2 separate regions of the Homo sapiens genome follow, and region 1 is linked to region 2. A link is an interaction called in ENCODE POLR2A ChIA-PET data of the cell type or tissue named here. Cell type or tissue: endothelial cell of umbilical vein. All regions are shown on one strand.

The links. Peaks named below come from ENCODE experiments on the same cell type or tissue, not always from the same donor. Only the 100,000 strongest peaks of a DNase experiment are listed, where the experiment ranks them.
Region 1: POLR2A ChIA-PET joins it to region 2 with 10 read pairs; 3 of 35 experiments call an interaction of 5 or more read pairs at or near these places.

Annotation. Positions count from the first base shown.
Region 1 is chr20:50,986,359-50,988,858 of GRCh38, reverse strand. No RefSeq gene overlaps it. Among named protein-coding and RNA genes, the nearest start is that of MOCS3, 29 kb to the right of the region's middle. In endothelial cell of umbilical vein, a CTCF peak has its summit at 958 (motif pointing left); a DNase peak (open chromatin) is centred at 958; H3K27me3 peaks cover 148 bases.
Region 2 is chr20:52,101,510-52,104,009 of GRCh38, reverse strand. It overlaps a transcript of ZFP64 not described here. Among named protein-coding and RNA genes, the nearest start is that of ZFP64, 89 kb to the left of the region's middle. In endothelial cell of umbilical vein, no CTCF peak of the experiment used is centred here; no DNase peak of the experiment used is centred here; H3K4me3 peaks cover 526 bases; H3K27ac peaks cover 323 bases.

The DNA of each region.
Region 1 (2,500 bases), 1.1 Mb after region 2:
GGTGGCTAAGAAAGAGCTGCATCACCTTTCGGAGCCTCAGTTTCCTCCTCTGTAAAATGGGCATGCAAATGATAATGCCCACCTCAGCCGGGTGCGGCGGCTCACACCTGTAATCCCAGCACTTTGGGAGGCCGAGGCGGGCGGATCACTTAAGGTTGGGAGTTCGAAACCAGCCTGACCAACGGGGATAAACCCCATCTCTACTAAAAATACAAAATTAGCCAGGCGTGGTGGTGCATGCCTGTAATCCCAGTTACTCAGGAGGTTGAGGCAGGAGAATCACTTGAACCCGGGAGTCAGAAGTTGCGGTGAGCCAAGATCACGCCATTGCACTCCAGCCTGGACAACAAGACCGAAACTCCATCTCAAAAAAAAAAAAAAAAAAAAAAAAAGTGAACCCCTCGCAGCACCAGGCCTGTATTCCCACTGGCTCAGCTGATGGGCACGGGCTGTCCCTTGACTCACTGTCCCAGCAGCTAGGGGCAGTCCCCGTCACTGCCTGCTCTCCAGCCAGTGTGTCTTTTGTAGCTGCTTAGGGCTGTGATCCTTCTTACAGTAGAAAAACCTTCCTCTATTCTTATGGTTCTAACCCAAAGTGAGAAAATGAAAGTCATTGGAGAGAGCATGTGTTTCTTTACCCCACACCTTCTTAATTCATTTACATTCCCTGTGTGACCCCTGGTTTATATGACAGAAGGAAAGAGGAGTTTCCTTGTAAATGCAAAAAAAAAAAAAAAAAAAAAGCCTTAGAGTTCCTTGGGCCACAACACATGCTATATGCATGTTCATTCACTTCCCTGCTTTAGAGCTCATGTATGCCCAGACTGGTTAATGTGCCAGAAACAGGCATTCCTATACTCCTAACTAGACTCGGGAAGCGGCTGGCTCAACCTAGATTGCAATGGCCTGGATGGCTTGGCAGAAGTAGTGTCTGTTCCTTGTCCTTCACCTCCACCTACTGGTCCTTTCAAGAACTACAACCTTGGGTCAAAACCAAGCTCTCCCCTCTGACGCTGCTTGTAAATACCCACGTTTGTACATTTCTACAAAGGAAAAAGGAAATGTTCTTTTGGACCGTCCGTATCGGCAGGAGAAAATCATTCAGGCCGCCTCTAACAGCTGGTCTATGCCATCCTTAGGCACTTGGTGGGATCTCTTCACAATAGTTTTATGGTTTCAACTTCGAATCAGAAGTCAATCCCAGCCGGACACGGTAGCTCATGCCTGTAATCCCAGCCCTTTGGGAGGCCGAGGTGGGCAGACCACATGAGGTCAGGAGTTCGAGACCAGCCTGACCAACATAGTGACACCACATCTCTACTAAAAATACAAAAATTAGCCAGGCTTGAGGGCATATGCCTGTAATCCCAGCTACTTGGGAGGCTGAGGCAGGAGAATTGCTTGAACCCGGGAGGTGGAGATTTCAGTGAGGCGAGATCACGCCATTGCACTCCAGAGCGAGACTCTGTCTCAAAAAAAAAAAAAAAAAAAAAAAAAAAAAAAAAACAGAGGTCAATCCCAAAACCTGGATCATGCAAGCATGAGAAGAATACAGCCTTTTCTCAGGTCTTCACGTGCCTGCCTGTTTCTCATTCTTCCTCAACTCAAATGTCACCTCCGCAGTAGGTTTTACCCTGGCAACCTTTTTAAAGAAGCCATCACCAGCTACCTACCCAGTCCCTCCTTACCACATCACCAGGACTGACTTCATTTGTAGCTTAAATTATTGTTTATGTGTTTTCTACCTGTTCATCACCTATTGACCCCAATAGAAAGTAAGCATCCTTCTATTTTTGGTCTAATTACATCCTCACTACCACTCTTCAGGACTAATATTATCTTTCCAAATACCCACCCCCTTTTCATGTAAACAAAATGCTTTCTTATGGCAGAAAATTGAGAGTATACATGAAAACAGCAGGGTTTTTTTTTTTTTAAGTGAAAATAACCTGCAATTCCACCAACAAAAGAATAACATTTACTGATGGGAACACTTTTAAACTTATAAAACATCACTCATAAAACAAGAATGCAGTAAAAACCTACAGTGAAAGACAATTTTTCACCTATCAGAACGGGAGAATTCATAAAGCTTTATACTTCATTGTCACCAGGGAGTAGAGAAAGAGGTCCTCTCCTGCACAATTGACACAAACTTTTTGGGACAATTTGGCAAAATTGATCCAAACATAACATGCATATGATTTCTGCCCCAGTAATTACATTTCTAGAAAATTATCCTATAGAAACTAGTGGATATATGTACAAAAATGTTTGTTGCAGCAGTTTGTAGTAGAAAAAAGCCTAGAAACTGGTTGGGATTCTTTATCTCAGGGCCACAGACTCTCAGAGGATTCATGGATAGGATTGTATTTCCGCACAGTGGTTGGTTTCCCTTGCATTGTTACGTATTTTACTTTATGGATTTAAAAACATCTTCCTGCCAGTCACAGTGGCTCACAGCACTTTGGGAGGCTGAGGCGTGAGGATCACTTGAGCC
Region 2 (2,500 bases):
TCCGGGGCGGCTCACCCCTCCAGAGCCGCGGGCTCTCCAGCTTCCGCATCAACTTCCACCACAGTCGGTCTGGTGGGTTTTGACCACAACTTCCCGAGGTGGTGGTGGAGGGGAGTAGTTTAATGAAGCCTCCACTAAACGAATAGCTTATATGTTAAAATAAAGCTTGCTCGAGTGGAGCTACCATAACCAGGATAGTACAACCACCCTCGTGCCCGAGGCCTGGGATGGAGATAGGCAGGTGAGACTTACAGGATCCCGTCCCCTGGGTCGAGGGGCGGGGCTCTTGCTGATCTCTGCGCCTCGGGGAAGTTGGGGAGGTACTGGGGATGCTGAGTCTTTTGGGGGAGGTGTTTATAGAAGAGAATTGCTGAGTAACCCCAGGCTGGAGTTGAAAGTCTGTGCACTGAGCTACTTTGGATTCCTGCAGCCAGCGCTGCGAGGCGCCTTCTGGAGCCGCACCCAGTGTTTCGGGCATGGGGAGGGTGTCGTGCGTCCTGGAGTACTGAGGTGACTTCTGTGGGAGCAGGACGCAAACTCTGCCGGCCCAGTAGTGTGCCTCAACCCCAGCCACCACTTCGGAGAAAAAACCGTCTTCCAACTGACGTTTTATCCTAGTACCTTTGGTCTGCGACACTGGCAAGGGGGTACATTTTTTACGAAGGTTGGGCCACTCTTAATTTGCAAGTGTCTTTGCAACTCAAGTAGCTTTTGGAGGAAAATAAAATGGAAAGTAATTAGTGGACTTCCTGTCACCACCAGTAAAATGACGAAGGGGCTGGAGGAACCTTACTGAGGGAACATCATCCGTTTCCCCAGGAGTTAAAACCCTCGCCATGCTAACCTGGTTTCTAATAGTCAAATGCGGCCCACCCCCACTTCCAGAGGCAGAGGGTCTCCCCCAGCTGCACCTTTCCCAGGAGAGTGGGCTTCAGGCCTTCTTTGGTTTCCTGGGTGTCTAAACGTAAAAGAAATCGGAGGCCCCTCACACCTCCCCATCAGAGGCTCTATCTGGGTCATCCTTTAACCCACCTCTCTCTCACTTTTCTAGTTTGCGTTGAAAACATGCATCTTTCTCCCCCTGAGAATCTGGTAGAATCTTACGTGTGTATATCAGTGAATAACACTAATAGCATTTATACAGTATTGACTAATACATGAGGTTCTCTTACATATACTAAAGAACTTCATCTAAGCTAATGAGACGGCCATAATACCCATTTCACAGATGTGGAAACTGAGGAACGGGGAAGTTGAGTAGCTTATCCAGTGGGACACAGCTAATGGTAAAACTGGAATTGAAACTTATCAGCTGGTTTCCCAGTCTGTTCCCCAAACCACTGTGTTATACAGTGCCTCACTTAGATTTGTTTTCAGTCTTGCTTGACTTCTGTGGAATTAAAACCCTCAAGAGTTTAATGGTTTTCTCTTCTAGTATGTGAGTTGCTATGTAATGAGGCTTTGTTTGTGTCTGTCCCTGAGGGACATAGGATGGGTTGCAGATCTGGCAAGTGTGGGTTCCAATGAGCTGAAAACTTCCAGTCCTGCAACCTTGAGCATCTGAGCCAGTTTCTTGCTCACAGAGCAAGAGACTCAAAAGTATGGTTCCCAGACCAGCATCGGCATCAACTGGGAACTTGTTAGAAGTGAAAAATCGCAGGCTCCACCCCATACCTACTCAATCAGGAACTCCAAATGGGAGCCCCTGCCACCTGTGTTTTAAGTAGCCTTCTAGGCAATTCTGATACACGCTGACGTCTGAGAACCACTGGCTGTGAGCTGTGCTTCTCAAATTGTAATGTGCTGTGCTCAGGAATCACCTGGGGATCTGGCTAAAGTACAGATTGGTTCTGTAAGTCTGGAGTAGGGCCTGAGACTGCTGCCTTTTTTTTTTTTTTTTTTGGAGATGGAGTTACTCTCACCAGGCTGGAGTGCAGTGGCACGATCTGGGCTCACTGCAACCTCTGCCCCACAGGTTCAAGCGATTCTCCTGCCTCAGTCTCCTGAGTAGCTGGGATTACAGGCACATGCCACCACACCTGGCTAATTTTTTTTTTTTTTTTTTTTTTGGTATTTTTAGTAGAGACAGGTTTCACTGTGTTAGCCAGGATGGGACGCCTGCCTCAGCCTCCCAAAATGCTAGGATTACAGGCATGAGCCACGGCACCCGGCTGAGACTCTGCATTTTTAACAAGCTCTCAGGTGATGCTGGTGCTCTAGGGACCACCCTTTGAGTAGCAAGGACTTACAAGTAATACAGCAGAATCATCTGGCAAGTGCTTCAAAAATGCAAGGCCCTGAGGTCAGGTGTGGTGGCTCATGCCTGTAATCCCAGCACTTTTGAGTGGTTAAGGTGGGCAGATTGCTCGAGCTCAGGAGTTTGAGACCAGCATGGGCAACATGGCAAAACCCTGTCTCTATAAAAACAAAACTACAAAAAATACAAAACTACAAAAAAATACAAAAATACAAAAACTAGGCATGTGGTGGTGCATGCCTG